Linked DNA regions of Homo sapiens: region 2 is linked to region 1. Evidence: read pairs that join two places in POLR2A ChIA-PET (ENCODE). Cell type or tissue: MCF 10A. All regions are shown on one strand. Each heading gives the region's core, and the rest is flanking DNA. Links, peaks and the distances in the headings are about the cores only.

Region 1 (15,607 bases), core at 6,662-11,661:
GTCCTGTGGGTCACATAGATTTCTGCCTTGTCGTGGAAGTGACAGGAAGCCCTTGGCCCACTTGACTGAGAAGGATGGTGTAAAAATATTTGGTTTTGTTTGTTTGTTCTTACAGACAGAGTCTTGCTCTGTCTCCCAGACTGGAGTGCAGTGGCACAATCATAGCCCACTGCAACCTCAAACTCACATAGCTCTTTGTTGTGGGTGACTGTCACCCACATTGTAGGATGTTTAGCAGCATCTCTGTCTTGCACGTCATATGTTCGGCAGCATCCTTGCCACTAGATGCCACTGGCATCTTCTCCTTCTCTGCACATCTATAGTGGTGACATTTAAAAACATCTCCACACATTGCCAAGTGTCTCCAGAGGAGTGGGTGTGGAGGGACAAAATTGCCCCTGCTTGAGAACCAATGTCTTATATTGATGAGCTCCAGCATCACATGAGTCAAAGAAAACCAGAAAATTGAAAAGGGTAAAGCTCCTATCATTCATTTAGAATGAAATGATTACTATTTTCCTAATAATCTTGAGAAAAGTGATTTGTTCATTCACTCATTCAACAAAAATATATTGTGTATGTACTATTGCCAGGTGCTGTCATAGTCTTTAGGGAGACAGGAATGAACGGGTTGGATTCTAGAGCAGCAGTCCCCAACTTTTTTGGCACCAGGGACTAGTTTTGTGGAAACAATTTTTCCACGGAGGGTTAGGAAGAGATGGTTTTGGGATGAAACTGTTCCACCTCAGAACATCAGGCATTAGATTCTCATAAGGAGCACACAACCTATATCCCTCACATGTGCAGTTCACAATAGGGTTAGCGCTCCTATAAGAATTTAATGCTGCAGCTGATCTGACAGGAGGTGGAGCTCAGCTAGTAATGCTTGCTTGCCCACCACTCACCTCCTGCTCTGTGGCCCCATTCCTAACAGGCCACAGACTGGTACTGATCCGCTGCCTGGGGGTTGGGGACCCCTGCTCCAGAGGGTTTATAATCAAGCTCAGTGGCTGTGAAAATGAGAGACCATTTCTAGGACTTCAAGAGTCCATGGAGAAAGGGAAAAAGGAGAGAAGCCAGAGGAGACAAAGAATCAATAGTCAGAAGTGGCTAGAAAGCCAGGAGAGTACACCGTGACAGAAGTCAACCTAGGCATTGGGCGGCTGAGACAGACTTCATTGTCAGGAGCACCTGTGTCTCAATTCTGGCTTACTATTACTTGGGCAAATTACTTCTTTAACCTCAGTTTCCTTGTCTGTAGAATGGAAATCATAACAGTAGTCACTTCCTGACTGTTTTGAAGACGAAACAAAAATAAGATAATACATGTGAAGCTCTTAGCACAGAGAGAGCACAGACTGGGACCTGGTAAACATGGAACAAACCTATGGAAGCTGCTCTAGTTATCTTTCAGTTTATACTATTTTATTGCTAGGAACAAAGTTGTGCTCCAGGCAAAGGCACGTCAACAGCCACCAAAGATTGGAATAAGCCTTTGGGGCAGTTATTTTAGCTTTAGCCATCTGGCTGTCCCTTATCAATAATTTGTTGGTTGCATCTGCGGTGGGTTTTGAGGTATCATAAAGTTTACTAAGCCTGTTATTTCCTATATGCACAGAAGCAGTGAGAGGAATGTGTTGCAGTCATAATGAAAGTAGAGGTCATTTTTTAAAATTGAAAGTGAGAAAATGTATTGCAATAGGACCATTCTATATTTATTTAAAAAAGAAAAGAAAGTGAGAAAACGCAGAATGCTACATGTGCCTTTGAAGTGAGACATTGGATGATGGGGATGATGATACATATTAAATACTTAGAAATGAGTTTGGCACATGGTGAGCACTTAAGCAACGTCTTCCTTTGTGATTGTGATTATTATGATGGTGCAGAACAAAGAGGGAATCATACGGTATGTGAAAAATGTTGAGTTTACACACAAGACAGTTATTAGCCAGGGGCAAGGAAAAGTGAAGACTAAACTGGAAAAAATCTGGAATATGTGGCTAGAGCTCAGCATCAATTTCAGATGCCTTATGCAAATTCAGGAGATGGCTAGAGGTTGGAGAACGTAAAGGGGTAGCTGGGAGAAAATGCTGCTTGGAGATGATTGTTGTAAGCCATAGGCATTCCGTGAGGCTAAGTTCATTCATTAGAATCTGTTCCTCATTAAAATGAATCTCAGGTGATTGGGTCATGGAGCCCATACCTCTCAGATATTTCTAGAGACCGTCAGCAGAGGGAGGTCTCATCTGCCTCAACAGGTTTACGAATTGATCCACTTTAAGGAAGGATGTCCAAGACAGCAATGTTTTACGGTGGCAAAGAGAAACATAAACTTCAGAGCCTAAACTAACATTTCTATTTGGTGGATATGTGAGTGAAGATTGCAAACTTAATCTCTTCTTGTTCTCCTTGGATTTACAAATATAGCATCAACAACAACTCACATTTACTGAGAATGCAATATGTGGCAGACAGTTCTAAGCATATTGCACTTTCACCAAGACTCTGTGAACTAGTTAGTGTTATGTGCCCATTTTATAGATTTAGAAGCGGAGGCACAACTTGCTTAAGGGACCCAGTTAGTGAATTGTACAAGCAAGATTTGAACCAGGTAGTCTGACCCCAGAGCCCATGCTCTGCTTTGCTTTGCTTTTTTTTTTTTTTTTTTTGAGACAGAGTCTTGCTCTGTCACCCAGTCTGGAGTACAGTGGTGCAATCTCAGCTCACTGCAACCTCTGCCTCCTGGGTTCAAGTGATTCTCCAGCCTCAGCCTCCCAAGTAGCTGGGATTATAGGTGCGTGTCACCATGCCCAGCTATTTTTTTTAATTTTTTTTTAATTTTTTAGTAGAAATAGGGTTTCACCATGTTGGCCAGTCTGGTCTCGAACTCCTGATCTCAGGTGATCTGCCTGCCTTGGCCTCCCAGAGTGCTGGGATTACAGGGGTGAGCCACCACACCCAGCCCCATGCTTTTAACTACTGAATTTACAAACAGCCTATTAACACCTGATCTTTGCTTTTTTTTTTCTTTTTGAGACAGGGTCTCACTTTGTTGCCCAAGATGAAGTGCAGTGGCACAAACAGCTCACTGCAGCCTTGACCTCCCAGGCTCAAATGATCCTCCAGCCTCAGCCCTTCAAGTAGCTGGGACTACAGGCACATGCCACCATGCTCAGCTAATTTTTGTATTTTTTGTAGAGTCTAGGTTTCACCATGTTGCCTGGGCTGGTCTCGACCTCCTGAGCTCAATTGATCTGCCTGCCTCGGCCTCCTAAAATGCTGGAATTACAGGCATGAGCCACCATGCCCAGCCAACACCTGATCTATTTTTAAGTATCAAAGCTTCTGTATTATTATGATGGCTGTCACTAGTAGGGAAGCATGATCATTGACATCAAGGATAATTGTGACCAAGTAAAAGCCATTTGATTTAGCAACAAGCAGATCATTGGCCTCTGAGTGGGTGGTTTCTGTAAAGTACTGGGGTGGCAGCCAGACTGTGAGGCCTCAAGGGAGTTGAGGGAAGTGAGAAAAGGGAAGCCTCCAGGGTTTACAGGCATACCTTGTTTTATTCTGCTTCGGTTTATTGCACTTCACAGATATTGTGCTTTTTACTGATTGAATGTTGTGGCAACCCTCTGGCCAAGTCAATTGGCCCCATTTTTCCAACAGCGTGTGCTCACTTTATGTCTCTGTGTCACATTTTGGTAATTCTCACAATATTGCCAACTTTTTCATTATTATTTTATCAGTTATGGTGATCTATCATCAGTGATCTTTGCTGTTACCATTGTAATTGTTTTGGGGCACCACACACTGTACCCGATAAGATGGCACACTTAATCCATAACTGTTATATGCATTCTGATTGCTCCATTAAGTGGTTGTTCCCCTGACTCTCCCTCTCCTGGGGCCTTGGTATTTCCTGAGACACAATATTATTGAAATTAGCCAATTAATAATGCCACAATGACCTCTAAGTGTTCAAGTGGAGGAAAGATCATGTCTCTCACTTTAAGTCAAAATCTAGAAGTGATTAAGTTTAGTGAGGAAGGCATGTTGAAAGCTGAGATGGGTCAAAAGCTAGACCTCTTGGGCCAAACAGCCAAGTTCTGAATGCAAAGGAAAAGTTCTTGAAATTAAAAGTGCTACTCCAGTGAACTCAATAATAATAAGAAGCAAAACAGCCTTATTATTGATATGGAGAAAATGTTAGTGGTTTGGATGGATGATCAAACCAGCCACAACATTCCCTTACGCCAAGGCATAATTCAGAGCAAAGCCCTAGCTCTCTTTAATCCTATGAAGCCTGAGCAAGGTGAGGAAGCTGCAGAAGAAAAGTTGGAAGCTACAGGAGGTTGGTTCATGAGGTTTAAGGAAAGAAACCTGTCTCCATTACATAAAAGTGCAAGGTGAAGCAGCATGGGCTGATGGATAAGCTGCAGTAAGTTATATGGAAGATCTAGCTAAGATCATTGATGAAGGTGGCTAAACAGATTTTCAATGTAGGCAAACAGCTTTCATTGGAAGAAGGTGCTATCTAGGACTTTCATTTTAGTAAGAAGTCAGTGGTTGTTTCCAAATCTTCAAAGGACAGGCTGACTCTCTTCTTAGGAGCCAATGCAGCTAGTGACTTTAAGTTGAAGTCAGTCCTCATTTACCTTTTTCAAAATCCTAGGGCCCTTAAGAATTATGCTAAATATACTCTGCCTGTGCTCTGTTAGGGAAACAAGAAGTCCAGATGACAGCACATCTGCTTACAGCATGTTTTACAGAACATTTTAAGCCCACTGTTGAGACTACTATTCAGAAAAAAAAAAGATGCCTTTAAAAACATTACTGCTCATTGACAATGCACCTAGTCACCCAGAAGTTGTGATAAAGATGTACAAGGAGATTAATGTTTTCTGCCTGCTAACACAACATCCGTTCTGCAGCCCAGGGATCAAGGAGTAATTTTGATTTTCAAGTCTTATTATTTAAGAAATACGTTTTGTAAGGCTAAAGCTGTCATAGATAGTGTCTCCTCTGATGGATCTGAACAAAGTCAGTTGAAAATCTTCTAGAAAGGATTAACCATTTCAAGTGCCATTAAGAACATTTGTGATTCATGGGAGGAAGTTGAAACCTCAGCATTAACAGGTGTTTAGAAGAAGTTGATTTCAACCCTAATGAGTGACAGTGGTTTCTTGAGATAGAACCTCCTCCTGATGAAGATGCTGTGAACATTGTCAAAATAACAACAAAGATTTAGAATATTACATAAATTTAGTTGATAAAGCAGCGGCAGGGTTTAAGAGGACTGACCCCAATTTTGAAAGAAATTCCACTGAGGGTAAAATGCTATCAGCTATCTCTTGTGAAAGGAAGAGTTTTTTGTGAATGGAAGAATCAATCAATGAGGCTAACTTCGTTGTTGTCTTATTTTAAGAAATTGCCACAGCCACCCTAACCTTCAGCACCCACCACCCTGACCAGTCAGTCAGAAGCCATCAACATTGAGGCAACACCCTCCACCAGCAAAAAAGATTACTACTCACTGAAGCCTCAGATGATCAACATTTTTTAGCCGTATTTTTAAATTAAAGTATGTACATTTTTTAGGCACAATGCTATTGCACACACTTTTAATAGACTACGGTATAGTATAAGCATAACTTTTATATGCACCAGGGAACTCAAACATTTGTGTGACTCACTTTATTGTGATATTATTATTCACTTTATTGCTATGGTCTGGAACCAAACCTGCAATATCTCCAAGGTACGCCTGTATATAACTTCCAAGAATTTGGCAGTAACTGTCAGGAAAGAAATAGAATTACAACTACAAGGAGTAGCCAGCCATGTAGAGGTTTGTTTTTTCTTCTTCCCAAGGTGATAAATACACAATGGAAGTAAGAAAAAGGGCTGGCAAAGGGGAAGAGGATGAAGATACTGAAGAGGAAGGAAAGATACTTCATACATCTGGGAGGCGATAGTGCTCAGGGCACTGGTTAAGGGCTTTGGCACCTGGCTAGATTTGGAGATGTTTTGCATTTTACTTATTGACAATCCCTGATACATCAGTGCTTGGATTTTTAGTAATCAGTGGTTGGATTTTCAGTAACGTGGACCCACACTGACTTGCAGGCTCATATTCTTGTGGTTGGATGGTCCTTTATCTAATGCTAGGAGAACTGCATTTGAGTCCCAGTGCTGCCATTAAATAGCTGTGTGTGATTTTGGACAAATAAGTCACTTCATGTCGCTGAGCCTCAGTTTCCTCATCTGTAAGTGGCAGATTTGAACTAAAGATCCAGGGGTCCTTTGTACGTGAAGCGGTATTAACTTCTAATGAGAATAGAAGGATGTTCTGCCATTTTAGGTGAAAGATTAATCCTCTTATTGAAAGATTTTGTCTTAGCGTGGGAGAGAGGCCACAGTCACTTCCTTCGGTGTTGGAGAGAGAGGTGATTTGACCAGAATTGTAATAGAGTCCACATTATATTTATACAAGTGTATACTATTCTTTGAAATGGATTAATTTGTTACTGGAGTCTAGGGCATTAATTTTAATTTTAATTTTTTTACATATTAATTATCATTTTATTCTGGTGTTTTGTTCTTTAGGAAGACACAAATGTTTGTGATCAAATGCTGACAATCAATAATGATGCAAAGATGTCAGCAATTAGTGTAACACTTTCATTAAAACGTAGAAAATAACAGATAAGATACAGACATGATGATTCCAGAGCAGATGCCATGAAGACACTAACAGTATGTCCCAAAGGAGCGGATCAACAGAGACAGAGACGGGATAAATCCAGACTGGTCTATAACAGAAACTATAGGGCATTGTTTTAAATACTTCAGAAGCCTGGCCGAGTGCAGTGGCTCACCCGTGTAATCCCAGCACTTTGGGAGACCGAGGTGGGTGGATCACCTGAGGTCAGGAGTTTGAAGGCCAACAGGGCAAAACCCCATCTCTACTAAAAATACAAAAATCAGCTGGACATGGTGATGCGCGCCTGTAGTCCCAGCTACTAGGAAGTCTGAGACATAAGAATTGCTTGAGCCTGGGAGGCAGAGGTTGCAGTGAGCCGAGATCATGCCACTGCACTCCAGCCTGGGCGACAGAGTGAGACTCTGTCACACACACACACACACACACACACACACATACACACACACCCACACACACACACACACACAGACACACAAAACAGAAAACTTATGTTCTTTATTAGCTAAATTCATGCCTGAATCTCAGGAGAATCATGAAATATTGCTACCTTGTGTCTAGTAGAATGACAATGACATACTGTTCTTCTCTGGACAAGTCTACCTATTATTAGTGGGATGGTTACCTCCCTAAGTGTTGAGTTCTCAGGAAGGAGGATCAAATGGGATATCTATGTGCTAACCATCAGTTGCTAACAGTATTTAATAAGCATAATTTTCTCTAACCACCAGAGTTATAAAATATAACTCAGCAAATGCTTAGAGTGCCTACTATGTATAAGGTACCAAACAGGAAAATGGGGACGAGAGATGTCAGTTTTGCTGATCAAAGCCTGTCACCCAATAAAAACCCAAAACAGGAAACCATGACAAATATCTGACTATCTGGTGTGCAGCCATTTGGAACACAAAGGGGTATGTGCACATGTAACATCGCACATGTAACACACACACCCACATGCATGCAAGCCATCAGCTCAAGGCGTATGTGTGTGCATGCATAAATGCATGTGTGTGTGTATGTTTAGGGTCAGTGTGGAATAATAGGCTGAATAAGAGGGTAAGGTTTTATGATATACACCCAGGGGGAAAATCTGTGTAAGTCATGCTTTTATCTTGTTAGGTATATGTTATTACTCAAGAACACTTACACCTGGTGATCCAGCAGCTCAAACACACATACATGCACACACTCCTAACTTGATATCACCCTGGTGTACACTAATTGTCTTAAGCCACTCATTTGATTCAAGAAGCAAGTATAACTCTACAGCAGCAGTTCTCGACATGTGGTCAGAGACCCCTGAAGTTGCCTGCAGGAACTGTGAAGTCACGCAGGGCCCCATGCTCAGAGCTCAGTTCAATGTTCTGCTGTGGCTGTCTTGAAATGCTTTATAACTTTTGGACAAGAAACAGCACTTTCACTTTGCACTGGTCCCCACCTATGTAACTCATCTTAGTTGCTTGAGATCCTTTTAGGAGGTCCATGAGCTCAAAACTATTTTAACAAGACTAACAACATTAATATATTATTTGCCTTTTCTACTCTGATTTTCACACAAGTATACAGTGGAGTTTTCCGGAGGTGACATGGCATTGGTATTGCAACAGACTAAGTGCACAGCAGATACGAGAATCCAGATCTCTTAGGCCAGATATTCAAGAGATTTGCAGAAATAAAAAACAAAGCCACTTTTCTTGCTATATATACCTTTTGCTTTTGGAAAATATAGCTATTTTTCATAAAAATACATTACTTATGTTAATTTGTAATGGCTTTTAAAATTATTTTTAAATCGATTAATAAATAACCAAGGATTTTCTCAGTTTTAGTTTCTAATATGTTAAGTATCAACAGATATAACTTATAAAAACAAAAGACTTTAAGGCTCATAATAATTTCTAAGACTTTAAAGGGTTACTGAGTTCAAAAAGTTTGAGTCACTGATCTCTAGGTATTTACTGTTTCTACCAGAGGAAAGAAATCATTGTGGGAATGTGATCAAACGATAGTGTGTTTGCTTATACTTGTTCATTTATGTGGGCAAATCAATGTCTACTGAAAAAAATGAGGTAAAGAGACAACCTTTTTCATTACCCTTGGACTTCTGCAGAATTTTCCTAAGTGTGACCTAACACAAGTCACTTGTTTTTACTTGTTTTTCTCCTTTGTTTTAGAGCAGCAGGTTCTAGGTTATATCTAACTCTTGTGGTTTTCTAAAATGGAATGGCTGTTAAAGAGAGATCGCGAGCCTCTCTTCCCTCGAGGGGCTTGGGAGAGGTGATACAGACGATTCCAGCATGAGGCACAGTTGGATAAAGTGACCTCTGAGGGTCCTTTCAGTTTGGAGGATGCTAGTAGAGAGAGTCTTTTCCCTTACCAAGTTCAAAGTCGGGGGGTGCTGAAGTAATAACAAATGAGTACATAAAAGGCAAAAAAAAAAAAAAAAGACATTCTGTCAGCACGGAAGCAGCAGGCAGTCACCAGAGACTCCTGCCTTCCATTGGCGAACCGGTCACCGGCTCCGTCCTGAAAACAGAACTTGCTCCGAGTGATGTAGGCAAGGGAGAATGCTTCTGATGGGAGGGCAGGGCAGGGTGGGTATGGGAATCGCATGCTCTCATTCTTATGACTCTGACTCACTGAAACGGATCCCTCCCTTCCCTTTTTGAGGACCCTATTCCTTCACTTTTAGCACCAAAGTGCTGACGTGCCTTTTCCCCACTTGTCTTTAGAAAATCTATCTTGCAAGTGAATGCTAAGGTGCTGGGCTATTGACAGTTTCACACATCACCCTTGGCGGGGTGGGGGTGGGCGGACGGGGGCGGTGGTTGGTGGGAAACAATGACAAGGAGAACCGGAGACAGTATCTTTACCCCAGGAACAAATCTCCAAAAAAGGACGTTTTAGACACTGGGCAAGCAGAATTGACATATTGGGGAAAGAATGTTTTTCTAGCACTTCTCACACCATGCCTGCTGTTTCTGTTTGAAAGCATAATCAATTATGTCTGTCCTCCCTTCTTCTCTCCACCCATCTTTCCTTTCTCACTTCCACTTTTCCTCCTTCCTTCCATAAAAGGTCTTATGGATTCTCTGTTATAGCCCAGGAATTGCTTAGATATTGGGGATTCAAAGATAAATAATGTGCTGTCATTGATTTTATAATTTGTGAGTGGCGACAGACAGGTAAACTGATCACTGTAACAAGAGGAGGCAAATGCTGCATGGGTGGGGGCTGGGGGGTGGTGTGTGTGCTGAGTGCTTGGGCAGCCTGCCTGGGATGGAGGAGCAGGGCAGCCCTTTGACCTGGCTCCTGCAGGGGAAGTGGGTATTTCTAAGGGGGAGAAAGAGAACAAGGTTCTCCAGGCCCAGAGACGTTAAGTCGTGCACCCAGGTTCACATGGCTATGTCACTGGACCAGGCCTGAGCCTGGTTTGTCTCTGCACCCTCGACCTGTGTGCAATAACTACTGCCTTTCCCAGACCACAGGCATCTCAGTGTGCCTGGGCATAGGATGAGGTGAGAGGGAAAGAGTGGCCGGGAATGAGGCTGTGGTCAAGATTCCACACACCATTCTTTGCATCATACCAGGAGACAGAAAGAGAGGCAAATATTTATGGACCAGGAGAAAAGTAAGCCCAATTCTTTGCTGTTAACTTACATTCATGACACAAGTTATTTAAAATATATTCCTGGAGTGCTTTCGAAGTGTGAGGGCAGACATCACTCCTTGACCTCTGGGAGCTCATATCTTTCTTTCCAGATTAGCTGGGGACAGATTGACTGTACTAAGCAGAATTCACTGTTAATAGCTCAATGCCTTTTCTGCAGATGCTGTGGTTACAGCTCCTCACCGCTTCCTTAGAAGCTCTTTTGCCCCTTCTGATAATAAATGACCTGACTCTTGTCTTTTCTTTTCCCCTTCCTCCTGACCCGCCTTTGAGAGATGAATCAACCCCCGGGCAGGTTTCCTGCAAGGAGTGGAGGAAGGGCCCCAGCTCCTAGACCAGCAGAAAAAGCAGGAGTTGACTGATTTCTGCTAAGCTCACTTGACAAAGGGATCTGGTCCCCTTTACCTACCAGTCTTTCTGTACCTGCCTGACACTGGCAAGGCACTTACTCTTCCAGAAACAGCTGGGCCAGAGGAAAATGGCCCACCCCTCCCACAAGAATGCCAAGAAGCAATCGGCTGTTAATTTCCAGTAGGACGAACAGGAACCCTTTCAACCAGGAAATCTAAATTGAACAGTGATTAAGTCATTCAAGCTCCATGGCCCTGTTTAATTTCCAGGTCTACAGATGGCTCTGCCTTCCTCTTAGAGACCATTTTTAGCCACTGGTCTTGGGAGGGTATTTCACTTTTAAATAAGGCACCTGCATGTTCTTGTCAGGCTGCACTCTGTGGTGGTTAAACCCACAGACTAGTGGGGGCAGAATGTCCAGGTGTGAATTTCAGCTCTGCCATTTGCTGTGTGACTTTGGGCAAGTTACTTACCTCTCTGTGCTTCAGTTTCCTCATCTGTGAAATGGAAATAATAATAATTGCACTGGGCTCATAGTGTTGTTTCATGTTTTAGGAGAATTAATGAGTTGACACTTGTGATGTGCTGAGAGCTATGCATAGTAAACATTTTTGGGGGTTAAATTAATACACATATTTAACTATCCAACTGTGAATGGGACTTGCCTTTGTCCTTTCCTTCTCTCGTGAGGTCTGTCATTAGATAGAGGGAATGAATTTAGTAAAGAGGTTAAATGCAGAGATTTGGGGATCAAATTGCCTCAGTTCAAGTCCTGACTCCACCACTTAATTAGAGGTTAAGTCACCTCACCCCTCTGCTCTTCGGTGTCTTCATCTGTAAGGTAGGTTATAATTGCACCTATTTCTTAGGATGGTCATGGAGAATGAGCTTTGTAAAGTTCTTAGAATAGTGCCTGGTGCTTAGCTTAGTAAGTGCTCAGTAAATTTTACCTATTGCATTATTACAAACTCAAAAAAAGTGCCATATAAACACAGCAGTTTTGATTATACAAGCTACAAGCTGCCCAAAGCTAACATCCTTAGCAAGTGTAGCCAGGACCTCAAGCCAGCTCCTAGAGGCTGGCTGTGTGTTAGTCAGCAGGAAGCTTGGCAGTCTGTCCAGGTGTGGAAGAGCTCAGCTCTCCCGTGTTTGAGTCCTGACTTTCCTGCTTGTTAAAGGTGTGACGTCGGGCAATTTGACATCTCTAAACCTCAATTTGTTTCCTTTCTCCCTCCCTCCGTTCCTTTCTCTCTTCCTTCCTCTAGTGAACATTTATTGAGTGGCTGCTCAGTGGAGGAGGCACTGTGTGAAGTTCTAGATATTCCCCAATAGACAGTTCAGTGATCCGTACATCACAGGCAGGCTGTAAGGATTAAACGAGTTACTATCTGCTGGGGGCTTAGTCTGGGCCTGGTACTTAATGTAAACTCAGTAAATAATGGCTGCTCATGCTGATTTCCTATCAAACGTCCTTAGATCATATCTGTTAGGTCTCATCATCCCTTCTGTGAAGGAGGTAGCTGGTTCTTATGATAAAGCACTTAGCGGGAATGATCGTTCAAGTTTACTTGCTTTGTTTCTGCAGTGGAAACTGAAGCAGGGCTTTTTTTTTTCTCTGTAAATTTGGGAGACTATCAGCAGACCAGTCATCCAAGAAATTAAAAAGCCGAAAGCAGAGTCTACTGAGTAGACTCAATTAAGATCTCCCCTCGTCTTATACAGTCTCGGGTCCTTTCGAAGCAAGTTTGACTGACAGGGAATTCTTTTGTCTAGGACCACATTTCCCAATTATATCCTGCTGAATATTATTTCCTTAAGCTGTTAATAGTATTCCATGAAATGAAATTAAACTATTGAATTTTTTTTTCTGAAGACCACCTCCAAGTTCTTAATATACGACTGCATTTTACAGTATTGCATGGAGTATTTTTCCAAAAGTTATTAGACTAAGGAATGTTTCTCCAGCAACACCAGCAACATTTCATGGTATTATCCCTTCCCCTTCTTGGGGAACAGTTTGAGAAATGCCCATCTAGGATAGCTAAGCCAGACTTCATCAATGAAAGCCAGGCTGAAACACCAAAACTCTGGTAATACAAGTATTATATTTAGGAAAAGAATTGAAGCAGATGTTGAGTGATGGGCCAGTCTGTGTTATTGTCAGACTAGAACTGCCCACCAGTTAACGCTGGAGAAAGAAGAGAGTTCTTTGTGAAGGGCAGCCATCCACCTGGCTGGCGTGTCTCACCTTGACTGAGTGAGACATTCAAGCACTGCTAGGTACAGGTGCTGCTAGGGGACAGGGCATCTTTCCTCTGTTCACTTTCTGCTCTTGCAGAAATCTAATTTCTCACATCCAGCAGAAAACCTCCCTGCAATGAGTGGTTTGGATGAGAATATTTATCTTCCCCAAACAGTTTTGCAACTTCCTCTTCCTTAATTGGGAGGTCAAGATGACTGAAGAACTTACACTGGGAAATAAAACTGTATAATTTGTAGTTATTTCTACCTCTGTCAAGCTGTGGGACCTTGGGAAATGACTAAGCTGTTTCTTTTAATCTCAACTTCTTCATCTATAAAATGGGGATAATAATAGCACCTCTTTCCTGGTGTTGTCTGGGGAGTAAGTGAGCCACTGCTTGCAAAGTACCTCACATAGTGTCAGCACATGGTACATCTGCAATTCATATTTTTTTGCAATTAATATTAATGTCAGTTGTAATTTTTTTGTTTTTATCAATTCCATATTTGTGTGTGTGTGTGTGAGAGAGAGAGAGAGAGGACAAAAAGGGAGGAAGAGGGAGGCATATGCCATACTTAGAGTATAATGTAAATTCTATTTTGCAAAGGAAGATTTTGAGTAAAATGAAAAACAAATACATTTCCTATTAATGACATCTCTTTTGCTAAAGAGATAATTTATAAATGTGATTTTAGGTAGAAAGTCCTAGAAACCAAATTACTAATTAATTAGTATTTTAGTTTATTCGTCACTCTCTGGGGAATGTAGTTAGCATGAGTTAATCCCTCAAAGCTTACTTTGTATGGGATGTACCTTGTATTATGGTGCCTAGGACGCTAAATTAGTGGTTAGAGGGTTGTACAGTAGGCTTTGACTCTGAGGAAAGGGGCTGAGATTGCCTTGAGGAATTTTTGATTGGGTCTCTTGAATAGCCTAAATAAACTATCCTGGCCAGAATTCTTTCACAGTAGAGTTTAAAACTCCTCTCTCCTTCTTTCTCCCCTTCTTTGCCCTCCCTTCCTTCCCTTCTCCTCCCTTCTCCCACAGACAGGAATGAATAAGCATACACAAATTTTTCCTTATTCCATTCGCCTTTCTATATATCCAATGCAGACTGCTGTCTTATGTCATTATTTATATTATATTCATGTGATTATGTTCCTTATCTTGATTTTATCTGTTTCTGAAGTGGGAAGGGTGTAAATGTCATTTTTTATTTTTAAGATTACGACTGTATTTCCATATTCTCAGACCACTTATTGAAGTCTCATTTATATTCAACAGCATGCAGTAATACACATCAGAATGTAAATAAAGGCTAAAACATATGTTCAACAAATTGGGAATAGAATAAAATACTAGGCTTTGCCATAAAAGAATTGAGATTATTTATGTGGGGAAACAAACATAATGGTTGGTCAATAACACACAAGTTCTCTTATTTCAAATATGGTATCTAATTATTTTTCTTTGTTACTAAAAAATGTATTACAATGTGCCAAGCATTGTGCCAAGTATTTCACACGGCTCTCCTAAACCTCATTTAGGCCTCATGAAATCCCTAAGAAACAGGTAGTGTCTGCAACTGAGACTCTCACTGCCTTCAAATGGAACTGTCCTTAAATGGTACTACCAGGTCTCAGTCCAAACCTTAGCCTTTTTCCCCACAAGGAAACATTGATTGACCTAAGGTTTGGCTTATACTAGAAGGGATGACTGTTCTGGTCAAGATATTTGGGTTTCAAAGGACAACTTGACCTGGACCCTGGACCCCACTATCTCAAATAAAAGGAGTGTCTCATAGAAATAAGCCCAAGCCAGGCTTCATGGGAGCCGGGACCAGAGAACTTCTCTCTCTCTCTCTCTCTCTCTCTCTCTCTCTGTTGCCGTCTCTCTCTCAAAGTAAATACAATGAAGTGTATGAGGTAAACAAAAAAAGGGTAAGAGAGTCCAGGGTGTATGTGAGGGAGTTAATATAATAAGGGAATCTAATCTGGGTGAGGAGGGAAGTGAGGACTTGAGGATGACCAGCCGTGGGTTAAGATAGTATATCTCGGGGGAGCTGAAGATTTGTGGGAGCCAAAGTACTAGAGAGAATGACCGTGAAAGATGGGAGGTGGTGTTAAGAGAGTGGGAGTGGGTGTAAATAGGAAATGAAAACGTCAAGGCTGACCGTGAGAGTAAGTGGCTGCCGTAGATTGGAGAACAAGGTCATCAGGGCAGAGGTCAAGGATCTGAGCTTCTGGGATATTGGAAAAATTATTTCTATGAATATTGAAATCATGGAGAATTATGAAAAGAGCAACATCTAAGAGAGTGATCATAAACCAGGTCTGAAAATTTCAAGGCAAGAGGGAGATAACCCAGGAATCTGTAATGACCACTACAGGGGCAGGGGATAGCGAGTAGAATAGTCTAATGGCTTGATGGGGATTTTAGGGAGGGATTGTGGTCTGGAAGTGGCACAAAAAAACAAGGAAAACAATAACTCCACCTCAAAGTCCAGTCATGCCATGAGTGTGGGAGAGAAAATACCATCATTTGAGAGGATTTTTAGGGCCTCAGCAGAAAAGCAGAGTTCACTTTGAACAGCGATTCTCAAAATGTAGTT
Region 2 (15,607 bases), core at 4,544-9,543, 320 kb before region 1:
TAAAGTTAAGAAATGATTCATTTGGTGTTTAGACAGATCCTTCTGGCCACAGAGGGGAGAGTGGGTTGGAGAGGGGCAAGCTGGCAGGCAGGGAGGCCAAGTTGGGAAGTTGTGCTGTGCAGCAATCCCTGTAAGAAAGGGTGGCTGCTTTGGCTGGAGTCGCAACTGTGGCAATGGAGAGTCGGGGACTGGCCACATATAGGGGTTGATAGATTGAGGAGGGGACAAGGGAGATTTCTAGGATTCTGATGTGGGCAGTTGGGCAGGGTAGAGCCCCTCATTGTAGTTTCTCTCCTGGAGTTCTCCAGTGAGCGATGAAAGCTCATTTTCAGTAATGAAACGTGCATGTGCGTTATTAATTCTGTATAATGCAGCAGATGGTCTACAAGGGAAATTCCATGCAACAAGGCCGGTGGGGTGTTGCTTGCCTGTGACGGTGTCCATTGCAATTGGTTGTTGCCCGCTTGTTCTAGTTATAAAATATTTTTAGTATCACCCCAGTGGTACTATCACCAGACTACAGAATTAGTGCTCATCTGTGTTTGGAAAAGCCAGGGGACACGTCAGAGGAAAGGCGACATATTTGTTTGCTGAAGGGTGTGTATGGATTTACTGGGAGACCCAGCAGGCCGAAGGGCATCCCTGGTAAAAAGAACAGCACGCATAAAGGATAGTGGCCTGTAGGAGGATATGATGTTAGGGATCTGGAAATCTAGAGATGCTTCTCTTTGGCAAGGTTTATGAAAGAGAATCAGGGACCTTCTCTTCTGCTACCCCGAGGCGGGTCTAGACATCCCTGTTCTTATTTTGCTGTGTGTGCCTTTCCAGCCTAAAGGTATAATAAGCCCTAGCCTTTATCTCTGCATCTTTAGAACATAGCACAAGTATCTGGTCATAAATGTCCAGTAAATGCTTATGGAATGACTCAGGAGGGAGCTCTGGAGTTGTGGTGTGCTGAAGGACTGGTCTTTTTTTTTTTTTTTCCTGCTTTTCCCCAAAACTCTTTTACTCACATGGCTCCTTATCTCTCAGCCATTGATCACAATGGATCAGACTGGTCAGATCGATCAGATCCTGGCTCCCTTGAAAATCTCCCCCCAGGGTCTACTGGTAGATGAACTCAGCACCCTGCCCACCTCCACCGCCACAGCACTGGTGTTCTCTCTTTGCTTTCTAGCCTGAGGGTTGGCTGTTCGGGTTGGGGGCTTTGGCACTTTATGACCATGTTCAGTGGAGTTGAATCTGAACTTGCAGCTTGGTTCTCAGCTTCCAGTAACTCTTGAAAGGCAATTCCATGACCTTGGGACCCTGCTGGAGGTTACAAATCCCAAGTTCAAGATTCAATGTGGCCTTTTCTACCTGTGCCACCTCAGGCAGGTTGGTTTTATAGGTCTGGGCTCCTGTTTCCTAGAGTGAAATGATCTCCCGGTATTCCTTCCAACTTGGCCCAACTTCAAGGATTCTGTGATTGTAAGGGCTACAGAGTGTGAGGCCTGGAAAGATCTTGCAGTTCCTAATGTTGGAGACATTGGGAGTCCAGTGCTCACTCCTGTCTAGAATTTTAATTTTTAACCACTGCTGATGGCCAGAAAAGAACATTTGGATTTTACAACCAGTCTTTGATGGAGAAAGAAAAAAAGTCAGTGAACACCCATTTTGTGCCTGACATTCAAGTATGTTTGTTCCCTGTATTTCTCCATTTAGTCCTCTCAGAATCTCTGGAGGTGGACTGGGGCAGATTATTAGTCCATTTCACAGATGAGGAAACTGAAGGTCAGAGAGGTTGAGTCATCTACCAGAAGTCTCACCTATACCAAACCACACACCTTTCAGTTGAGGGGCGCTGAGGTCCCTGCTGTTGCTGTGCCGTCTGACCTGTCCCCTCTCTCTGACAGAGAGCCAGCTGCTCCCCGGGAACAACTTCACCAATGAGTGCAACATACCAGGCAACTTCATGTGCAGCAATGGACGGTGCATCCCGGGCGCCTGGCAGTGTGACGGGCTGCCTGACTGCTTCGACAAGAGTGATGAGAAGGAGTGCCGTGAGTGGCCTGGCCCTTTGCTGGGGTGGGGTGGCAGCCATCCTGGGGCAGAGGGGAGCAGGTCCTGAGCAGGCTTAGACCCTGCACACTCTGCTTGCTGCAAGCTGGTGGTTTTGTGCCTCTTGCCAGCAGTCCTGCTTCTTTGCTGTATCTCCATCTCAGAGTCACATGCTCTGTGTAGACACAGGGATCTTGGTGGTGGTGGAGCCAACGCTTTGAGAGAGCAGAAGGTTTTACCATCAGGCTCTACTAATCCCTACCCTGGAGTCCCATCCTTGCCTTCGCTTTATGTACGAGCCAACTGAGCATCCCAGAGGTTATGTGGCTGCAGCATCTTAAAACCAGCAAGTGGCACATTGGACTTGGGAACCCAGGGCTGCCTGACACCAGAGTCCATGCTGGTGACCATCTTACAGAGCACCGTGGAATTTTCTTGATGATTAAATGAGGCATAGCATCCTGCCAAGTATTCAGCATGGAGTTGGGACTGAATACATAGTAACGTGCTTTCCCATCCCCTTTTCTCTGCCGATAGATATGGCTTGAGCTTTGCTGGGGACATCATCTTCTAATGGGCACCACCAGGATCAAATGGTTTTGTGATCCTTCCCACCCCACCTCCTTTTCTGCCCTTTACCTGTTTCATGACGCCGAAACATGCATGAGATTTGGGTTGATGATCATCTACGAGAAAAGAGGCACCGGGGATGTGAGTTGAGAGGGGTCCGTGGTGTCAAATGATCCTGCTCCCTGCCCTGCAGAGGTGTATTTCTCTTCCTCTTCAGTTTGTCTCTGCAGAGTGAGCTTGGCCATGGTGCCCTGTGTGGTTGTCCTCCTGGGTGCCCTGGTAGGTAGGAAGCATGACTGACAAGTGGTGGGCACAGGGTTGTCTCACAGGGGATTGCCTTGAGACCACATGACTGGACGATGGTTCCTGGCTCTTTCATGTGCTTTGGGCACCAGGCCACGTGGCCTGTCTGACAGGAGAACTATGTGTCCTGGCTCTGAGCCTGCTGTCTCCCTGGAAGCCAGCTGAGGAAATAGCTGAAGACAGGTTAATCATTTGAACTTTTTTTTTTCCCTGAAACGGAGTCTTGCTCTGTCACCCGGGGCTGGAGTGCAGTGGTGTGATCCCGGCTCACTGCAACCCCCACCTCCCGGGTTCAAGCGATTCTCCTGCCTCAGCCTTCTGAGTAGCTGGAGTACAGGCACCCACCACCGTGCCCAACTAATTTTTGTATTTTTATTAGAGACGGGGTTTTACCATGTTGGCCAGGCTGGTCTCAAACTACTGACCTCATGATCCGCCCACCTCAGCCTCCCAAAGTGCTGGGATTACAGGCATGAGCCACTGTGCCCAGTCAGTCATTTGAATTTTTAACATATTTCTGACCAGAATTTGGGGCCGAGTCTGTTGACGCATGGGAACGGGCACTGGCTTTGGAGTTCACACACCTCTGGAGCAAGCTGCCCCCTCTGAAACTGGTCCTTCGCCCATCCAAGGGGTCCCATATCCCCAGTGCCTGCTCCTGCCCTTCAGAGAAGTTTTTGGGATGGGAAAATTGGGGGTGTGTTATTTGGGGAGAATATTTCATACTGCTTGTTGCATATGATCTTTCTGAATTGATCACTATACACACTGAATTTTTATTTTTGCAGAATTGTTTGTTTGTTTATTGTTTTCCAGCCCAGGCTGGAATGCAATGGCATGATCACAGCTCACTGCAGCCTCGACCTCCTGGACTCAAGTGATCCTCCCACTTTGATCCCCCTAGTAGCTGGGACCACAGGAGTGCGCCGTCACGCCTGGCTAATGTATTTTTATTTTTTGTAGAAACAGAGTTTCACCACGTTGCCCAGGTTGCTCTTGAACCCCTGAGCTCAATAATCCATCTACCTCCGCCTTCCAACGTGCTGGGATTACAGATTACAGATGTGAGCCACCAAGCCCGGCCTGCAGAATTATTTTTTAAAAGTATTATTATGTCTATTTTAGCTTTTCTCTGTTTCTAACATGGCCTCAGAATTACTAGAGCTATAACATTAGTAATCTGAGCAAATGACATAGTATGGGTGAGCTCTGTCATCTGTCTGGTTTTGAGGATTTATTAAACACTGTACAAGTGTGCCAAGTTACCATTTTTGAGATATGGTGTATATTTCAACTTCGGCACATACGGATTATCGTTAGCTGACCTGGGAATGTTTGGCACATGATCAGTTTCTGAAAGAACGCAGGATTAAGGAGTTGATTCCTAAATTGTATGCCCAGCTTTGTCAATAGCAGCTGTGTGATATTAGTGCATTCTATGGCATTCTGTGTCCTGTCACTCCAGTCTCATGATTTTAGAATTCATGCTCAAACTGGAAGACATGGTGGAGAGCAAATGTTTTTAAAAAAGATGTTGCCGGCAGCTGCCTGGAGCTGCTTGGTTTGGTTTGGAACAGGCTCATTCTTGGCTATTCTCCATTATTTTTTTCCCCTGACTTCCTACCCTTAACCCCCAAGTGTGGTGGAGGTTTGAGTGGCATTTATTTAGTCCTTTGAGCAAAACATAATTAAAAAACCATGCGCCCCAAACATACATTAACCTCTCTCTGTAGCCCTTCTTTTTTTGTCTTTAAATCGTGAAAACAGAACATTAGAAAGTTTAGACAGTAGAGGGAAGGAGAAAAAGTCCCTTTTCTAAAACAAATTCTACTTTCATTTAAAATTTCTTTCTTTTTTTTTTTTTTTTAGACGGAGTCTTGCCTCTGTCACCCAGGCTGGAATGCAGTGGCGTGATCTCGGCTCACTGTAAGCTCCGCCTCCCGGGTTCACGCCATTCTCTCGCCTCAGTCTCCCGAGTAGCTGGGACTACAGGCGCCCGCCACTACGCCCGGCTACTTTTTTGTATTTTTAGTAGAGACGGGGTTTCACCGTGTTAGCCAGGATGGTCTGGATCTCCTGACCTCGTGACCCGCCCGCCTCGGCCTCCCAAAGTGCTGGGATTACAGGCGTGAGCCACCGCGCCCGGCCTAAAATTTCTTATATATTCCCTTTCAGCCTAGGAGTGAGGGTGTGAGCCCTTGAGAAGGCCGATTTGTGTCAAAATCAGAGCCCTTCTTCCCCCTTAGGGGGCTGTGTGATCGTGGGAAACTTACCAGAATGTTCTAAACTTTAGCCTTTGGGAGGTTTAAAGAGAATTCTTTAACCTCCTGGTGCCTCAATTTCCTCCTCTCCAAAATGGGGGTAATAAGGCTTCTGATACTTAACAGTGTTGTGAAATTTTAACCTGTATGAAGCACGCAGCACAGTGCCTGTATACAGTAAGTGGCTTGTAAACATTAACTGCTATTGGTTAAATCTGTATCAACTATTTTATTTGGTCGTTGTCATGGGGAAATACGGTTCAATTATCTGCTTTTTTCTACTTAACATTAGAGGCCCTTGGCCACATTCTATATTGAGGATTCACAGTTGTTTTGGGAGGCTGCCTAATGCTCTGTCAAGTAGTGACACTGTAACTTAACCATCCCTCTATGTTTCAGTCTCTTCTGTTTCAGTCTCTTCTGCACTTTTACTTCTGCTGGTCAAAATGTTTAGGATCATTTAAAGAACTTATGCATAACCAGACGACAGAAATATACAATGGTTTCAGCCAGAGTCAGGGTGGACAGGGCTGAGGTCTCCAGGGTGACCAACTTGACCACCTTTTCAAGGATGATGGAAACGGCTGATGTGGAATTTCTGCCGCCTTCCCGGAGGGAGGGAGACTGGTTCTGTGTCTTGCTTATGAGCTACAAAGCCCTTTCTCTGATTCTTTGGAGCAACTGGGTACTTAAGGGGAGGTGAGTGAAGGTGGCAGTGTTCTCGCCTCGGAGAGGTGATTACTTCAAGTGCCCTGTGGAGCTTTGGCATTGGAAAGATAATACGCTTCTTAAAAAAGAATTCTTGCCCTTTTCGAAGGGCAAGAAAGAGCCTGGAGAGGTGTGTCATGGTGGGATATGAGGCAGTGAGCAGCTCTTCTGTATCCACAGCAGAGGAAGGATTTTTACCAGACAGGAAGATTTTTTTTTTTTAATCGTGACGGTAATAAGATCACATATTGTAAAAATTGAGGGCAGAGAAGGAGGAAAAGCATCTGTACTCAGATCCACTATTGGCATCCTGGAAGTTCTCATTCAGGCTTTTCCCCAGTGTAATCGCCAGGGGTGTACAGTTTTATATTTTGACATTTTCTCATGTAACATTTCAACCTGTTAACAGTTTTTCTGTATCTCCCCCCATTTTTCTCTTTATCATTTTTAGTGCCATTAACTTGCTATAATATGGTTTATTTACACATAATTTGGCATTTCTCTTCTTTCCAGTTTTCCACTATGGGAAACAGTGCTCACTTGTGAACAGGAGGGTGGACATGACTTTCCCTCTGTTTTGAGAAATTTGCTTAGGCTAAATTCTCAGAATTAAAATTACTGGGTTGGAGGGAAGGCGCCTTTTCTGGCTCTTGACACCGACTGCCGACTTGTTTTGCTAAAGGTTTGCACCAGTTTGTTGGCAACATGTGAAAACTATGACTTTATTTTAGTCTTGGCAGCCCTGGGTAACATCTTTAAAAAATATTTTTCTGGTTAATTTAATAATTGAAAAGTTACTTTTTTTAATTAAAAAAAATTATCTAGCTAGATTGAGTGTTTTCCCTTACCTCTAGTTACTAGTTTTATTTCTTTGTGAGATACCTATTGATGGACTAATATTAATTTCCAGCTGAGTTAAGACATTAGATTTTCTGCCTCTTGAATCTGTAGAAGAGGGTCATTTTGGGACACTTTGAGTATATTTCTGTTCTTGGTTAGTGGAGTGCCCTCAGTGATAGTTTTATCCAAATAACTTAAAAATAAAATAAAAGGAATAAAGATAATGTTTTACAAAAACGAGGAAGCTCCATGGAAGTCCTGATTATGAGGAGAGCTTATTAGAGCTTCCTCTAGGCCACACTATCCCAGGCATTTTACATTCTATTGATTCATTTGATTATTGCGGAAGCCTTATTAGTAACCGGCTGGTGTCATCTCCAGATGAGGAAATTGAGCAGTAGAGCGATTACATGGAGCTTGCCTGTTGGCCCAGAAAATAAGTCTCCATAACCTTCCTCCATCAGAGACCCCCAGTGGGGGCTTTCAGTCTTTTTCTCTAGGTATCTGTTACCCTGCTGAAATGGAATCTTACTGCTATCATGACATATTATCATGTCAAACCTGCTTTTTAAAAAGATTCTAAAAACGTCAATAATGGTTTCTTATAGAAATGAATATTTACATGGCCGTTAGTCCTGGGAGTCTCTGAAATGTTTTCCTTGAAGAGACTGTCCTTTGATTAGTGCTCCCCTCTGTAATAAAGCAGCAGTCCAAATTTCCAGAACCCACAGGGGACCAGGGGTCAAGAGCCTTAAGATCTTTTTCCAGTTCTGTGTTGATTTTAGCTGCTGTCTCTCCGTGTTCTAACCAAGTGGTTGAGGGGATCTTGAATGTTTGGGGTCGTCTTCCCAAGGCGGTTCATTTTCTTCTTTGGAAAGTTACACTGATTGATGTCTTTGACTTTCCATGTACAGACCTGGCCCTTTATGTTTGGTGGGTGTGTTTGGTTGAGGGGGGTGTGGAGGAGGGATAAATTTGAGGACTTTGTTAAATGATAAAATATTAATGAATCTCCAAATCCAGAGATAGAAAAGTAGGTGCAAAAATGGGATTTGAATTTTACTTGCTTTTACTGTTCCTGACCGTTTCTTGAACATGTGTTATTATTGCTCTGGTGTAAAGGCATAAATCCATGAGATAGGGTTGAGAGGGCAAGTTTGGGCAAATGATCACCACGAAATATAAGAGCAAGAAAGCTGGGGTTGAGATTGTTCAGGCTCCATACTCTTCCTCTTTTCCTTTTTAGCATCTGCCTCGTCTTCTGCCTCTAGGTGGTGCCACATATATTTTCTTTTAAACTTGCACTGCAGGGCAAGTAGAGATGTGGGGAAAAAGTTGGATTCTGAGTTATCCTTTACCTTTTCTAAGCTTTACCAGGAATTCAGCTGTTTCTCTAGGGCACCTAATGCCGGCTCCACACACCAAATGCCTCTGGAAATCAGGAAGCTTTCATAGGATGGATAGAGCTTGCTGCTGCTTCTCTTGGGCCGTTCTGTCATTTCTCAAAGAAGGGGATGTGTTGGCTGATGAGCTGTGGCTTAGAAAGGCAACCTGTCAGTCATTGTGTGCAGCTGCAGTGGGCTCAGTTCTCCCCATCACTCTGTAGAAAGCAGAACTGGCACAACACTATCATTTTGGGTTGAATTATAGCCCAGCCTTCCCCCACAATTTTCCTGTGTTGAAGTCCTAACCCCCAGTATTTCAGAATGTGACTTTATTTAAAGATGGAGTTTTATAAAGGTAACCAAGTAAAAATGAAGTTGTTAGGTGGGTCCTAATCCAATACGACTGGAGTCCTTATGAAAAGGGGAAATTTGGAAGCAGAAATATGTACAGAGGGAAGATGATGTGAAGACTTGGAGCAAGAAGACAGCTGTCTACACTCCAAGGAGAGGGCCTGGAACAGATCCTTCCATCACAGCCCCCAGAGGGAATCAACCCTGCTAACACCTTGATTTCAGACTCCTGGCCATCAGAACTGTGAGACAGTGAATTCTGTGGTGGAAGCTGTCCAATTTGTGGTACTTGGTTATGGCAGCCCTAGCAAACTAATACGACCATCAAACTATCTCCTTTGTTTAAAAAAAAAAAATTATTATAGGCTGGGCATGGTGGCTTATGCCTGTAATCCCAGCACTTTGGGAGGCCAAGGTGGGCAGATCGTTTGAGCCCAAGAATTTGAGACCAGCCTGGGCAACATGGTGAAATCCTGACTCTACTAAAAATACAAAAATTAGCTAGATGTGTTGGCGGGAGCCTGTAATCCCAGCTACTTGGGAGACTGAGGCACAAGATTTACTTGAACCTGGGAGGTGGAGGTTGCAGTGAGCTGAGATTGTGCCACTGCACTCAAGTCTGAGTGACAGAGTGAGACCGTATCTCAAAACAAACCCCAAAAATTATTATATAGTGAATGATAGCTTCCTGCAGCTGTCTAACAGGCTGACGTCTGCAGACATCCTGCTTTCATTTTTTTCCTTTAACAATTTGCAAGTAAGAATCTCACTGTTATGGGTCAAATTGTATCTTCCAAAAGGATATAGGATATGTTGAAATCCAAACCCCCGGTATCTCAGAATGTGACCTTATTTGGAAATGGGGGTCCTTGTGGATGTAATTAGTTAAGATGAGGTTGTACTGGAGTAGGGTGGGCCCTTAATCCAATGTGAATGTTGTCTTTATAAGACGATAATATGAAGATAGGAGGGAAGAAGACCATGTGACAACAGAGGCAGAGACTGGAGGGAGGCACCTGCAAGCCAAGGAGTGCCAAGGATTGGCTTTCTCGTATGAGTGAGATGTCCGGTTTTTTTTCTGCATCTTGGTTCTTGGCAAGCCACTGCTAGCCAAGGGCTGAATTCCAAGGGCCTTCTGAAGGAGTTGAGCCTCAGAAAACATAACTGGCACTCTGAAGGGTCTAGAGAATATCGTGGTTTAAAGCTCTGTCCATTAAACACTTCAGAATGAAAAGACATGCTCTTTCACAGCGCTTACGGTGTGCGGGAAATCCAAGACCTATGTATATTAGCGTTGCTTCTTTTCTCATTGAGTCATTCTGTTTGTATTTGGTTTTTAAATGTCTCACCTAATTCCTGGCATGATCCTCACTTCACTAAATTTCTTTAGTCTTAAATGCAAAACCATTAATGCTATGGTTAAGAACAGGGGCTTTGGGCCCAGACAGTACTGAGTTCTTCCCCCAGCTTCCATTTATGACCTGTGCAGCCCCCGGGCTTACCATGCACCTATTTTCTCATCTGTAAAATGGAGATAATAGCAGTGCCTATCCCAGAGATGTGATATTTCAGGGGTGATGTTTTAAACATCTAGTAAGTGCTGTGTGCAGGCCGTAAGCCAGTTAGAAAGGACTGGATTTAAACAATAGGTACTGTTTCCTGGTGCAGAGAAGGTGAAGATCAGCTCTGAGTCTGACATGAGCTAATATGAGGCTTGTAGCTGGTGCCTGGTGTGAGTTAAGCATTCAGTGAATGCTAGCTGACCCTATTCCCTCAAACACATGTATACTGGTGACATTTCCTGGCCAGAGCAATGCTGGGAGTTATTACTCCCCTGTTCCCAACACCTCCATCCTCCGCTTCCCCTTCCCACGCCCGGTCTTTTCTTGCTCTTAGTTTGAGAGCCTGTGCCACAGAAACACCTTCATCTGCTAGGCCAGTATCTGCTTTTCACTGTCCAGTCTTGGACACACATTCATGAGCTCACATGGAATAGCTTTTAGCTTAGAGCTCCAGGGAGCCAGCCAGATGCCCAAACTGGTGCAAAAGGGAAGGAAACAAACATTTGAGGGGCTGAGGTGAGCCAGGCTCTTGAGGTTGCAGGGAAGGAAGCTTGGAGGTACCTCTTCTGCATTCAGATGGGGACCTATGTCTTAATGGACCTGCAGTGGGCGCCCACCCCCAGAGTGGCTGCCATCCGCTGTTCTCAGCTCTGCTGGAGCCCTGCACAATTAAACACCTAAGTGGATTTTAATGACGATATTTTGCTTCAGCGCTCAGGCTTCTCAGCCTCCATGAGTATGTAGTCTTTTCCACCTTCACCACACTGGCCTGAAGTCAGCACCACTCCCTATGGCCTTCAGCACTGTAGGCCTAGAACTTGCAAAAATTACTGTCTTCCTGACCCCCTCTTGCCACTCCAGATGTGCTCTTTGTGCCTTGTGGCCTATCATGAGGACAGACTTTCAGTTCAGATGTTGGAATCACAGCATGAAGTTTGAGGTGGGCATCTGATAAGCACCCACCTACATACAGACGTTTCCAGGTTGTCAGGCTACACTTAACATGCGTTTGACTGTATTCAAACTTTTCTTAAAGGCCCCTGGTAGATTTTTGAAGATGTTGGTAATTTTACACTAAGGGGAGGAAGTACAAAGTGCTCCAAATCTTTCTGGTTTTATTAGTTTCCTAGGGCTGCTGTAACAACATACCACAAACTGGGTGGCTTAGAACAACAGATATTTATTCTTTCACAGTTCTGGAGGCTAGATGTCTAAGGCAAGGTGTCGGCCCGGCCGTGGTTTCTCTGAAGGTTCTAGGGGAGGATCCTTCCTTGCCTTGTCCTCACTTCTACTGATTTGCTGTCTGATATACTTTGGCCACTGATTAGCTGTCTGATATGGTTTGGCTCTGTGTCCCCACCCAAATCTCACCTTGAATTGTAATAACCCTCATGTGGTCATGGGTGGGACCTGGTGGGAGGTAATTGAATCATGGGGGTGGGTTTTTCCTGTGCTGTTCTCATGATAGTGAATAAGTCTCACGAGATCTGATGGGTTTTTTTTTTTTTTTCATTTCAAAAAATTTATTTCAGTAGTTTTTGAGAAACAGGTGGTTTTTGGTTACATGGTAAGTTCTTTTTAAATTTTATTTTAAGTTCTGGGATACATGTGCAGAAAGTGCAGGTGTGTTACATAGGTATACATGTGCCATGGTGGTTTGCTGCACCCATCAACCTGTCATCTAGGTTTTAAGACCCGCGTGCATTAGGTATTTGTCCTAATGCTCTCCCTCCCTTCGTCCCCCACCCCCAACAGGCCCCAGTGTGTGATGTTCCCCTCCCTGTGTCTATGCATACCCATTGTTCAACTCCCACTTATGAGTGAGAACATGTGGTGTTTGGTTTTCTGTTCCTGTGTTAGTTTGCTGAGAATGATGGCTTCCAGCTTCATCCATGTCCCTGCAAAGGACATGAACTCATTCTTTTTTATGGCTGCATAGTATTCCATGGTATATATGTGCCACATTTTCTTTATCCAGCCTGATCTGATGGTTTTATGAATGGGAGTTCCCCTGTACCAGCTCTGTTGCATGCCGCCATGCAAGACGTGGCTTTGCTTCTCCTTTGCCTTCTGCCATGATTGTGAGGCCTCCCCAGCCATGTGGAACTGAGAGTCCAATAAACCTCTTTTTCTTTATAAATTACCCAGTCTCAGGTATGTCTTTATTAGCAGCATGAGAACAGACTAATACACTGTCCATCCTTGTGTTCTTTGGCTTGTAGATACATCACTCCGTCTCTGCCTCCATCATCCCATGGTTCTCTCCCTGTGTCTCTTTGCTTCTTTGTCCAGATTTCTTTTTTAAGGACACTGATCATTGGATTAGGACCCACCCTAATCTTGTATGACTTTATCTTAACTTCATTATATCAGCAAAGACCCAATTTCCAAATATAAGGTCACATTCACAGGTCCCAGGGCACTGTTCAACCTGCTACACTGGGTAAATATTGAGGAGGTAAAGCTCCCAGTGACCAGCAGCTACCACCAGAGGAGGCCTTTGCAAACTTAGCTGCCTGGTGGTCCCCAAGCTGTGTGGATGCTCACTGCATTCACTTGGGGAATATCGCTATTAATTGTTTTACCTCTGCCTTTGTAGCATGGTGGTTATGGAACAAAACCAAGTGTGTCAATAAAGCAGGAAGGGTGATTCAAATGAGAAAATAAATAAATATATATATTTTAAAAGTCAGGTGGATGTACTCTTTTTTCTTCTATAATCTGATGCCTTCATTTGGCCATTTCCATAATGTGAGGATACTCTAAATGCTAGTTAGTATGTATGGCAGTCTGTGAAAGTTCTGTGCTTTTAGTAGCCCTGGGGCTGGAGGGGGCTGCTGTGGACTAAGCACACAGTGTCACCAGCTCTCCACTCTCCAGCCCTGTTTGGGACCTGGGAGGGCTCCAACTGGGGGTCCCAGCCAGTTTGGACTGCTGTCAGGTTTTGTTTGTCCTGCACAAGGACACTAAAAACAATAATTAGTTGTCGGTGTTTATAAAGCAAGAGCTTGCACATAAAAATTAGATTATCAGGTTTTCTTGAGAAATCAGATATTAGGTTACTTTTTGCACTCACAGAGAACCATGTCCATTCTGCATCTTTCATGCATTTCACCGTCTTGATCATTCTAAGGCCTCCAGTGTTTTTTAAATTCCGAGACACACATTTTTTCCCCACATTTTTCAATGGGCTAAGAAAACACAGTGTCCTAATTTAATTGGCAGAGTTGTTTCTTTCTTAGTTGTACATAAAATAGTAGCATGCTTTGCACTCAGTGGCATCTTGGATTCAATGAAATGCACTAATTTTCTCTGATTGTTAGCATATGATATTTCAGCCAATGGTGCTGAACATTTCCAAACAGATAAATGCACCATGTGTGTATGTTTTCCTTTGGATGCTGTGCTTAGAGGGTAGCAGACAGGGTGCAAAGTGAGAAGGACCTGGCTCTGCACCCAACACTGCCAGTATTGAATCCTGACTCCATCATCTGGGAGCTGTGCAACCTACGCAAGGTACTTGGCCTCAGTTTCCTCATCATCCCCATGGCATTTTTGTGAGAATTAAATGAGCTGAAACCTTGAAACCCCTTCAAACAGCAGCTGGCACAGAGGAAGCACACAATCAATGTCAGCTGTACTCTTCCTGGCAGTGTGGAGATCCCAGCTCTGCCCCTAGCTAGTCACTTCTCTTCTTGGAATCTCAGTTCCTTCATCTGGGAAATGGGAGCAGATGTGAAAAGGGGCAGGGTGAGAATACATATGAAAGTGCTGGCTCCTGGTGCATAGCAGGCACTTAATACGATACACTTTTCCATCTTCTGCCTTCCCCAGGGATGCATTGTGCCATGTAAGAGAGAGAGCCTCCAGGGTTGGCGAGAGTTTTTGATCCAGGCTTTTTCAGGTGTCAAAGATGAGCTGGGTGATTCTCCATAGATTCTCCTTTCTAACAGGTGACAGTTCTGTTTCAGAAATACTGTGGATGTTCAGGTTTACAGCACATTAGTCAAAATTAGCACCTCCTCTTCCCTGAACCATTTTCAGGAGATGGAATCCAGGGATCTCTTGATAGTCTGGTTCTGAGGAGTGGGCTGGGGGACAGCCTAGGATGGGGAGCCCCACTCCAACTACAATGCTGTCGAGTTCCCATTGACACCCCCACCCCCTGCCCAGGAGGTGAGAAGAATCAGACTATCTACCTGGGGTCCCGGTGCTCCCTCCCTTGAAGCTGGGACAGAAGACCCAAGACTCTGGTTGGGAAGAAGTTGAGTCAGGTCTATTGAGATAAGGCTTCCTGGAGCCTAGAGAAAATCTGAGAAGAACTTATCCAATTAAGTATCTCCCAGGAGAAGAGTGACTGTTTCATTTTCTGAAGTGACTAAATCCCCCAGTTCTTAGAACGTTTGTTTCATTATTTAGTTAAGTCTCCTGTCACATATCTCTGCTGGTGCCATTCTAATCCTATTCTGGTGGTGATAGGGGGACTTGGACGGCATCTGCAAGAATCCCACCAGGCCTCTTCCATCTCCCTTGGTCCCTCCTAGGTGATAGCAGCTGTTGTTTGGGACCTGCCACTGCTTTCTTGGAAACTACCAATTTAAATGCCAATATTGTCACCAGCTGAGAAGTGAGTGGTATGGAGTCGTCTTAAAGTTGTCTTTTAAACCAATTCTTTTGCACAAATATCAGCTTCATTCCATCTCGCCAGTCTTCTTCCCCACTTCCAGAGAGCTTCATTATCATCAGCACTGTGTGCTGCCTTTTCTCTGCTTGCAAGGGGAGAATCTTAATGAAATAACTCTGAGCTGGGGGGCAAGGGTCATGTTTCTGTGTTTCTGGAATGAGTGTGGTCAGGTTGCCTGGGCCCCTGTCATTCCAGCATGCTCTCATTGCCAGGACTTGGCTGTAACTGCAAAATATAGTCAGTGGTAATACGCTTGGTAATGGCTAATAAAATTTAAATGGCTGCAAAATCACAGAACATCAAAAAAAATTTTCTCCTGGCACATCCAGACAAATCTTGCTGATCCAAGTTAGGGTGTGCAGTCTTTATTTTTATTTTTTAATGCAGACTTGCACTTTTATCTGCAACATAGCTAGTGTGCAGTTGCCAGATCGCTTTTTAAAAAAATCTTGAGACAGATGAGAAAATAATAATTAGAAAAAGAGAATGTGGTGCATTCATATAATGCAGACACATGACCAGAGAGACTCTCTCACTAGTAACACTTGAATATTTTCTAAAGGTTGGGAGTGGGAGGAGATGGGGGTAGAGAATCTTTGAAGTCAAAAGGTAACTGCATACCCCTCTTTAGAAAGCATTTCAGAAACTTTTAGCTTTTGACATGGTTAATGTCATGTCCTTTTCTCAGATCACTACAAGAGGAGTCACATAAAATGTAGGGAATGTCTTAGGTCTGAAAGGCTGTTGGGTGTTCTAGAATCAGTGATTGGAAGGCAAAGGACTCAGGTAGGTTACATTGCAAGTATTCCATGTTCTATAGCACTGCAGAGCTTTAGGTTAATTTCAAATTAAAATACAGTCCTTACTCCCCTGAAAAGGCATCACTTGCATGTACCTGAGTTA

The links. Peaks named below come from ENCODE experiments on the same cell type or tissue, not always from the same donor. Only the 100,000 strongest peaks of a DNase experiment are listed, where the experiment ranks them.
Region 2: POLR2A ChIA-PET joins it to region 1 with 6 read pairs; 2 of 35 experiments call an interaction of 5 or more read pairs at or near these places.

Annotation. Positions count from the first base shown.
Region 1 is chr11:36,352,896-36,368,502 of GRCh38, forward strand. The region is part of intron 1 of PRR5L (proline rich 5 like); the gene reads left to right. Among named protein-coding and RNA genes, the nearest start is that of PRR5L, 64 kb to the left of the region's middle. RefSeq lists a silencer at 12,984-13,278. In MCF 10A, for the core only: no CTCF peak of the experiment used is centred there; a DNase peak (open chromatin) is centred at 9,296.
Region 2 is chr11:36,034,208-36,049,814 of GRCh38, forward strand. LDLRAD3 (low density lipoprotein receptor class A domain containing 3) reads left to right here. Exons shown (of 6, transcript NM_174902.4): 2 at 1,896-2,042. Among named protein-coding and RNA genes, the nearest start is that of MIR3973, 32 kb to the left of the region's middle. RefSeq lists an enhancer at 4,464-4,971. In MCF 10A, for the core only: a CTCF peak has its summit at 8,026 (motif pointing right); no DNase peak of the experiment used is centred there.